2 separate regions of the Homo sapiens genome follow, and region 1 is linked to region 2. A link is a loop called in an ENCODE intact Hi-C map of the cell type or tissue named here. Cell type or tissue: Caco-2. All regions are shown on one strand.

Region 1 (5,000 bases), 51 kb before region 2:
TAGAGAGCTTAAGATGGGATAAAGCCTGATGATGAACAAAGTCAACAAAGTGCGTTGGAGTTACCCACACTGTCTTGATACCAAGAAATTTTAGCTTTAGCAATGATATGAGAATCCAAAAGTACACTGTCATTCTGAATAATTGTATATGTATCTCCTTTGTAGGCTCAACGTAGACTTTAGGTTAACCTCCACTGGTCAAGTATGAAGTGTTATCCATATGGCACACACTACCGGATGGCAACCCAACAGCCAATCCCAACTCGTTCTTTCTCTTCTCCCTCCCTTTTCTCCCACCTCCTACTCCCCAAGCTGAAAAAATGAGATGCTCCCCCTTCCCAGCTTTCTCTGCAGTTAGGGATGGTGATCTAATTTAGTTCTGGCCAAAAGATATAAGGGGAAGATGACTGAAAAGATATAAGGGGAAAATGACTTTTTTTCTTCTTGATAAGAGGACACTAAGAGATCTCTTTCTCTCTCTCTCACCGCTCTGTCCTTTTCCTTACTTTGTGCCTTTAAATGCAACCATGTAGGAAAGTGATGCCTGGTGCTTCAGCAGCCATCTTGTGGCCCAGAGGGAAAAGTTGAAGGAATCAAAGAGCTTCCCTAACCCCACACTCAGACATTATTAAGATGCCAAACCAATCCTGGCACTGCCTATCTTCAAACTTCTGGGCAAGTAAATAATGAATTTCCTCATGTTTTTAGCCACTGTGGAGTAGTGAGGTGTTCCATGAACACATGCTAATTGATATATCCCAAATTCCAAGAAAGACGAAAGAAAAGTCACTTCCTTGAGAGAGTGGAGCTAATAAAAAGTGTAATTACCAATCTCCCAGTATCTAAATTGGTTCTCTGAGAACTTGTCACTAAGAAAACAATTCTTAGTCCTTAGAGTATCCCTGAAGAACAACAACAATGCCTCAGGCCCCCTGAGTGCCAACTTCATGCAAGGCTTTTACTGAAGTGGTTTACTTACGTCACCCAGTCTTCTGACACCCTTACTTGACAGGTACTATGATTTTCCCAGTGTTTGAGATAAAGAAACAGAAGTGGATGGAAGTGAAACAAAATGTCCTAGGCCAACAGCTGTTACAGAAAACCTGGTCCCACAGTAGGGAAATGGTTACACATGTGGCCTCAACTGCAAAACATGGTCAATGCCAACCGAGTGATAAACCTTTCTTACTCTAACATGTAACAGCAGACACCTGGGCTCAGGGCATAGGTTACACACAGTCATTACAGCTGTGCCTCAGTTTGCAACAGAAACCAAAGGAAGGATTCATAGGCTAGTCCTGCAATGGCCCCAGATGCTGCCTGAGACAGAGGTGACAGCAGCATCCACAATGCAGCTGACACCATGAGCAGGCAAGGGTGTCGCTTCATGGCTATCTGTTTCCAGGTACTGGGCCAAGTGGGGCATGGCCTGATGCATATAGTGCCTCCATCCCCCAATTTTAACACCAAAAGAAAAATTAAAAGGTCAAAAAAATCCTTCAAGGGAAGTTGCTAAAAGGGGGCCCATGTTAAACAGAAGTCACTTAGAAACATTAAAAGGCAGGTTGGTGTGTTGGATAGATGCAGCAAATGCACTGGTGTGGACAGCTGGGCATGTATCTTAGGGTAGATAAAGAACCATCCGGCAACTTGGCTTCATAATTTTTGGCTGTGTGATCTTGAGTAATTAGCTTAACCTCTCTGAACCTCAGGTTTTCCATCTTTAATATGGAAATAATAGACGTGTTTAACTTTAGTGAGTTGTGGTGAGAATTAAATGAAATGATACATGTCCAAGTTCTGATCTTTTACACAGCAAGTACACAATGATACTTAGCTACCATCATCATCATCATCAGTATTTAATGATAATAAAGTGCAATATTACTATGAAGTATGTAACCCAGTACTCAGCATGTGCTAGGTTCTCAGTAAATATTTACTCCTTTTCTCTTCTCTCTCCCTTCCACAAATAACTCGAAGATTTAACTCTGATAAGATGTACCTATTGTAATTTTAAAAAATATTAATAAGCTCATCCCACTAAAATGGTACTGGACTTGGTGTTATGGTAGATACAAAGACAAAGAAAGCTTCAATGGACATATGACCACATAATAAATACGCCAAATGAAAAAAGTATGTACCCGTTAAAAATGTAATTAATTAAATATATGTAGCACTAACATTTAAAAAAATGTTATACATGTAAGGATAGCCCTTCCAGTTACTAAGTTTCTCTGGGTATTAAGAACAGAGGTAGTTACGATTTTAAAAATATTTTGCCTTATAGTTCAAATTTTCTGCTATGAACATGTACACCTTACAAATTTGGAGGAAAAGACATTACTTTGCAAAAGATAAAAAACAGAAGTTTCTACCTTCCTGAATTGGTTTTCTAGGGGTGAACAGTTAATAATCTGTCAACCACATAAATGGTAACAAATCTATAAGAAATTTTAAAATTTCTAAACATTTAACTAATCCAACCTCCATGCCTTAATAAGTTACTCTGGGTATTTTCCTCCCCCCTAACTTCCTAGTCTCACCAGAAGTAAAATTTTCCCCTTGGTTTCAACCTGCTTTTGTCTTCCCTGTAAGAATATTGGGAGGAGAAAATTCAGAGTACATCTTCAAGGCCCCCGCAAAGTGTGACTAGAATGTACAGGTAGGTAGGTTGGGCACACAAAAATAAATAACCTATTAAGAGTCATGACTACTGGGCTGACCTCACTCATGGAGGTATTGTGGACCGGCATTTGCTAAAAAGTTTTTCCTTATTGGTTGGCTGGCCTCAAAGAGCTCTGCGAATGCCAGGACTTATGATAAGCTATGACACACTTAACTGTTACATATTAATGTTCATGATAATACAATCTTTCATTTGGGTGATTTAAAAGTCCCTCTAGTCCGACTTACAGTTAGATATACACTGAATGCTTCATCAATCACAACCATTTTTATTCTCAATCTTGTGCAAAAATACTAGAGAAGGTGAATTCCAGTTACACACTGAAGAGGGCTTTACTGTTAGCCCTGAAAAATTTCACTCTTTTCACATGTACACTGGATTCCAACAGTTTCTGCCTAAGCATTCTATTTACCTGTGTCTTTCACTGTAGCTGATCTTATCTACAGGGTAAAAGCAAATCCACATTCATATCTCTACTATAGGGTCAAACTCCATATCTTATATGGAGAAAGCATTTCAGTTATGAGCTTGACAAAATGCCCAGCATTGCAACATTTGAAATACTTGGGAGCAAGCAGCATGAGAAGGTCACAGCAACTTGAACGGAGCTTTTTAAAAGGAGGATTTAGAACCACCTCACAGCAATAACCAATGGGCCCACTTAACGCCAAGCAGTGAGTCGGTGATCACACCTACCCTAATAAATGCACTTGAAAGAAACTACACCCTTTTTCCATTCCTGTAAAGGCTTGCTGTAGTTTCATGGCCAAAATCTTCCCACAATTAACCTCGGACCTATAGATCATAAGGCAACTCAAGACAGAGGCAGCAATCAGACTAGCCACCATCCAAAATGGTCTTGTCCTACCTTGACTGCAATTATCTTCTAAATTAGAAACACAGGAATTGTTTAGGTCAGAATATAATAGCCCGTTAGCCTTACACTGTCCCCATGTGCAACATAGAAGTAAATGCAACTATAGAGACAGAAAAATCTGTACCCCGAAATGTTTTGCTTGGGGTGGGGGAGAGTTAAGCCTAACCCTCTAAAATGAAGTTTTAAAAAAATACCTAACATATATGTATTCAATATTTACATTTTGATTTTATTATGTTTCCTCGCTTTCATACTCTTAAGTTCTCCCATCTTAACAATCTTCTTTTAGGCTAATAAATTTCTTTTGATGCCTAGGTCATTTACTGGTTGAGCTCTTAAGGCAAGGAAACACTAAATTATTGGAATTCAGTGGGGAGATGCTTCCAGGGTAAAGGTTCTCTGTTTATTAGCAAAAGAAATGCATTCAACTAATTTGACTTGTAAGTCTGATAAAATCTCCCTGGAAAAATTGATTCGATTATGATGAGTAATCCTTGGAGATGAAAAATGACAAATACACATATTATGTTTTATTATATATTAATTTTAAAAGGGTCTGAAACGAAACTCAAGTAAGCCATCTTTTAGACGTTGGAAAATGGCAAACTTCCCCACAAACTACATGCAAGAAGTAATTAAAGTAAATGAACATGAAATTAAACAGCACCCCTATAAAGTAGGATATAAAAGTAAAGATTATTAGGGAAAAAAAGACTGTCTTCCTGGTCTATATTAATCTCATGAATTGTGCATTTACTCTATTTCTCTTTTATTATTTGATGATGAGTTTTTAGAGCTTGGGTTTTATTAGGACTAGTTGGACGAAGGTCTTCAGCAGCAAGCTAAGCTACAGGTCTTGGTATGTCATTACATCTTTCCCAATGACGTAAATACCAGATGAAGACATCCAAGGTAAAGGCAGGCTCATCAAACTTGCTGTGATGCAAAGCTGGAAGGTTTCCTCACATCGTCAAAGACAGAGTCAATAGCCTGCTCAGAAAGGAGGTTGAAAGTCACAAAAGATGGGACTCCAGAGAGGAAACTGCGCCTCTCTCCAATCAACTCCACTATTCCTGTAGAGCTCAGGGACAGCAGGGGTTTGTTGAATTTGGTGGTGGGGGCGGGGCATCCAGAATCCATTCTCACTTCAATTTTCTGTTTTCTTTTCTTTTTTTTGAGACGGAGTCTCACTCTGTTGCCCAGGCTGGAGTGCAGTGGTGCCATCTTGGCTTACTGCAAGCTCCACCTCTCGGGTTCACACCATTCTCCTGCCGCAGCCTCCCGAGTAGCTGGGACTACAGGTGCCCACTATCACACCCAGCTAATTTTTTTATTTTTAGTAGAGATGGGGATTCACCATGTTGGCCAGGATGGTCTCAACCGCTTAACCTCATGATTCACCTGCCTCGGCCTCCCAAAGTGCTGGGATTA
Region 2 (5,000 bases):
TTACCTGTATGCTTACTGGCAGCACAAGCACCAAAACTAAAATTAAATGATTATGCAAAGCTTTTATGTAAAAAAAAAAAAAAAAAAGATAAAGATAAAAGAAATACATTCCCCTCCAGCCCACTTGTCTTCTTTTAAAAAATGCTGTCTCCATACGAATTGCGTTTTTTTTTCTTTTTCTCTTTCTTTTTTAAGTTTCCTACTGGTTTTAGGTTTTAAAAGTGAGCCAAGGATATGGTAAACAGAAATTACTTATTTTCCTTTATGTCATTCTCTGTAACAGTTAAGATCCTGTGAACACCAGAATTGTTCCATGGCCTCTTCACTATTGATTGCAACAGTATCATTTACCTGAAGTTACACAGTGACCACAAAAACCATGTCCAGGACACCAAATTTCTACTGCGAACTCTAGGGTGAGACACTAAATGTACATTCCTCTTTCTCTACCTCCCCAACCACCCCTCCTCCCTAATTAGGACTGTTATTCTAAAGAACCCTCAGATTATTGCAGTATTTCAATATCATACTTTCTATGGATATATTTTGCCCTTAATTTAATCTGTGTGACATATAATACACGGTGTCCACTAGTATGTCCTACTTGGAACTGAGTTGCAGGTAAATGTGGAGGTGCAATCTCATTTCACAAAACTGAAAATGAAGAGTATCAGCTCTTTTTTTCCCCATTTATAGTATTTCCCCCTTCCCTTTCTTGACAGCTAAAATAAATTATCTGCATTAAGATTTCTGCATTATATTTCATTTTATATAATTGTGCAAAAGCAACTCTGAAGTATGCCCAACATAGTTCATCTCAATCTTCAGCCTACCCAATACTGGCTGAGAACCTATTGTGTACCAGTCTTAATAAAGATGCAAAGATGAGCAAAGCAAGCCCCTGGGTGGTGATGGGGGGCAGTTCAGTAGGTCTATGGCTAGAGGACACTTTCTTACTAGGAAACTGAGGAAGGAACATGGTTCAAACTTCCCATACCCCCAAATCCTCCAATCAAATGGCCTGTACTCATTTGCAAAAACTGGTCCAAATAGGCCAATTTCCAAGAGTTTGCTGCCTCTTTAAATAGGGAATCTTATCTTCTGTGGGCTTTAATATCTTGTTTTTCAATGACTTCTTAGAAAATATAAGGACATCAACATATATTTGACTATTGAAAAATATAAGACAAGAGTCACTTTATTTTCTATAGTGAAGAAAATCTACTCCAAAATCAATCTCAAAGTTTGTTCTATGCCCTTAAGACTTCAAATACTGAGTAAGATTTCAAAAAAGAAAAGAAAAAAAAGTGGGGAAGGTGGGGAATGAAGAAAGAAAAGAAGAAAATAAAAACGGAAAAAGGGGAGAAAGGAAAAAATAGAGAAAAACAGAGGGGAAAAAGAAAGGAAAAGAATAAAGCAAGGAAACAAGAAAGAAAAGGAAGGAAGAAGCTGCTGTGCAGCCGGGGTCTCTGAGACCAGAGGCAAACTTGGACGCTACCCAGGCTTGCAGCTTCACAAACACTACACTTCTTTTACTTGTCTCTATCAAAGAAATGTGCGACTTTGAATCCACCATTCTTCAAATCTCTCTCCTATCCCTGCAAGTAACATTTTACTTCCTTTCTCCTCATCCTCTGGGGCCCTCATCAGATCATAGTACCTAACTTTGGAGTCCATTCTAGTAGGGCAAAAACCTAAAATATTATACATTAAGCCACGTGGTGCAGTAAACCCCAGTCGATGCTTGCCCATGAAATTACTTCAGGCTGGCAGCCCCCCACTCACTCCACATCGGCCCATCTCATTTGGAAAAATGACTCTCTCCTGCCTTACAGAAAAGGAAAACCCTGGCCGTGGTCATGTGAAAATATTTTATGGGTATCCTTTAACAGCCTTTAAATGTTGAAACCTAAAAACAATATTTGCTGTTTTCCCTTCGAAGCTCTAACAAAGCCTTTGTTTTAGATTCACCTTTAGTGTGCAATAAGAGTTAATAATCAAATCCATCCCAACCCCCACAAATGTTAAACAAAAAGATAAAAGAAATGCAAATAGCTATTGTCATGGAAAGTTAAAGTACCTGTCTGTATTTTTAAGTGAAAACTATTATCTCTATCAATCAAAATTTAAGAATACAATAGCACTAATCACAGAAGGTGCTCTGACGGAGTTACTTTGCCTCAAAAAAAAGTATTTTTCCCCTTAAAAACCAAGTATAAAAGTCATATACTTACAATTAGATAGAGTATTTGTAATTTTGTTATTAAAAACCTTCAGCAGCCTCACTGTTAATAAATGCTTCTAAGTCTCTAGACTGATTTGTACCCAAGAAGACACAAGTCCCTACATATTTTAATAAGGTTGATGAAATTTTATTTAAATTCTCACAGTTTCCAACCGGCGGGGGAACAGCACACTCTTCTGTTGAAAAGAGTTACTCAAACAGAGGCAACAGTTAACCGGTCATGAAAACTCCTTCTTTTAGAGCCTGGACATAATTCCCACACCCTGAAATATCTTCACACAGGACATATCTTCCTTGGATGGTTCACCCTTGTTAATTGTGGCAACTTATTTTTGAAATAACACTCTACCCTCAAAAAGAAAGCAGAATACCCCCATCATACCCCAGAATGATCTAAGTGTACACTACATGAATTTCTCTGAGTCTGTTTTTAAAAATTCACTTTAAAAAAAGACTGGATTAGCCCCTGAATATGGTGCTTTCTAAAGACAGTACGGGAACAAAAAATAGCAAGACCCCAGATAGTAAAACAAACAGCTCAAGATTAAAATTCCTAGAGCAAACAGTTAAGCCAGGATGCCATTATGCACACTGAGCCTGGATGATGTCTCCTCCACCGTGGGGCCAAGAGGCTGTCATTTTCCCCCCAGCAAGATCAGATTTCCTTCCCTCCCGACCGCCTCTCTGAGCATCATGGCCAACATCTCTAGTGTGCTATTAATATCAATGAAGAGACGATTCGATTTCCACAGAAGAAAACCTTTCCTATTCCGGCACAGACCTTCGGGGAGGACCCTGGCCCGGGTATAGACAATACAGCGGCAGAGTTTCTGTTTTCTTACAGTTCAGTCTTAGACACTGTTTGAAGGCTTTTAGCAAACAATGGCAGCATTATCTGCAGGATAGTTACAAAACAGGATTTGTTAGGACAAAGAATAATAAAGCTGCTCTCTCTCTCTCTTTTCTTTTTAATTCCCCCTAGTCCTCACGAGCCTTTCTCTGCGAGTCCAAAATTCAGCCACATTTCCTAAGAGGCACCTGTACTTGTCTATTTCAATGCAGCCAGAAGCTGACAACGGCCCAGGAACCAGGACTGCTTTCAGGAGGCGCTCAGAAGGGCAGCAAAGTACCCTCTCAACATTAGTAAAATGAAACAAAAGTGTCAGCCTTGGCTTCGCACACACTTACCCGTTCATGGTGAGGAGGCAAAGCTTTGGGGCGGGAGAGGCAATTTTCACACAACGGAAGAAAGTTGAGAGTTTGTAAGGGAGAAACTACAGGCGCTTGGAAGCCTGCTGGCTCTCAGGGCTCCCAGGCTGGCGGCAGTGTGAGGAAGGACTGAAGGTATGTGGGCTAAACACAACAAAAGCCACTGCCTTACTCTAGATTAAATATGCAGGAAGAGGCCCCTTTGCATAAACACAAACACTCAGCAAATGAATAACTGGCTCAATCAGACGCCCGCTGTGCCTTCTACCTGTCCTCACTCTGACAGGAGACACTGCCTATTCCAGGGGACACCACTAAACAGGAGTCAGTTAAATGTTATGTTGCTATAATAACAATTAAAATGAATTGTATTCATTAGTAATTAAGAACTCACTCGTGGGGCGGGGGGGAGTGCTATTGTTGTATCTCCAGCTACTCCAAAAAGAACTTGTAGTATACCCATCCCTGGAGTTCTACTATGGGTTGCATTTCAATCTTTAACATTCAACGAATTTTAAACAATCGGTTTGTTTAGTCACAATTGTCAGATATACGTCTCGTTTCTCTGCTTTGTCACATTGTAAGTTGATACTTGTGACTCTGTACCTACAAAGATCTGTTTGATATATGCATATAAAGTGTACATATAAAAATATATACACACACATATATATATGTGCATATATACTCACACATAATACATTCAAGCATATCTAGTTAAAGAGAATAAGCCAAAAAAAAAAAAAAAAAAAAAAAAACGCTACTTAACTATATTCTCTAGTTCACTAATCATTTAAGGAAAATAATTCGAGTTTTCCAAAAATATATCCCAAATGCCTGCCTTTCAAATGTCACCAATCCATGACCACTCATTTAAAAACATTACCCCCATATTAGAAAAGATGCTTTTAACTGAGTGGCCTCAACCACTTATAATTTCAATTAAATAACATAATTACAGTCAACAATTTTCTCCATTTCGGCAGAAAATATGCCATACCTCAACATAATTTGTCCTTACAACCCAGGAATTTAAGCAAGAGGAAAAACATGCCAGTGTTAGGAATTCACTACTGACTTTTCTCAGCTTATGGAATCAACTCACACTGACCTCTTATTCTATGTTCCAGCTACATGTTGGTCTTAGTAACTTAATTATTTTTTAATAACTTTTGCAGTATTAAATGATTTTGATTGAAACATAAATAAGATTATGTTCGTCTACTACTTACTAATGCCCTACAGAACTCTGTGGCCAAATCCAGCAGGGCTGTGCTATAGGATGTGTCCATATTATTACTGTATTTGGACTAAAAAGGATAGGTCACAGATCCTTCACAGCCTTCGAGAATGCTGTGATTATCCTAGCCAAGGGAAATAGGGCAGCTTTCTATTTCAAAAGCAATTTTAATTTATTAACACAAAACTGTTTTCTGGCCAAATCATTCTACTGTAAAAGGTGAAGATCACTGAAAAGTTTTAAAATATTTTCACAAACAAACCAACAAACCCAAAACTCATTTCAAACATTATTATGGCATAACAT

Evidence for each region. A loop is a pair of places that touch in the nucleus more often than their neighbours do. Peaks named below come from ENCODE experiments on the same cell type or tissue, not always from the same donor. Only the 100,000 strongest peaks of a DNase experiment are listed, where the experiment ranks them.
Region 1: a loop joins it to region 2, with 3 times the contacts of the local background. A loop is called at or near these places in 12 of 110 quality-filtered maps.

What each region holds. Positions count from the first base shown.
Region 1 is chr3:71,251,657-71,256,656 of GRCh38, forward strand. All of the region lies in intron 5 of FOXP1 (forkhead box P1), which reads right to left. Among named protein-coding and RNA genes, the nearest start is that of FOXP1-AS1, 36 kb to the right of the region's middle. In Caco-2, no CTCF peak of the experiment used is centred here; DNase peaks (open chromatin) are centred at 2,745, 3,345 and 4,525.
Region 2 is chr3:71,302,445-71,307,444 of GRCh38, forward strand. All of the region lies in intron 4 of FOXP1 (forkhead box P1), which reads right to left. FOXP1-AS1 (FOXP1 antisense RNA 1) reads left to right here. Exons shown (of 5, transcript NR_126463.1): 4 at 284-416; 5 at 3,228-3,410. Among named protein-coding and RNA genes, the nearest start is that of FOXP1-AS1, 15 kb to the left of the region's middle. RefSeq lists an enhancer at 3,354-4,009. In Caco-2, no CTCF peak of the experiment used is centred here; a DNase peak (open chromatin) is centred at 2,911; H3K4me3 peaks cover 2,417 bases.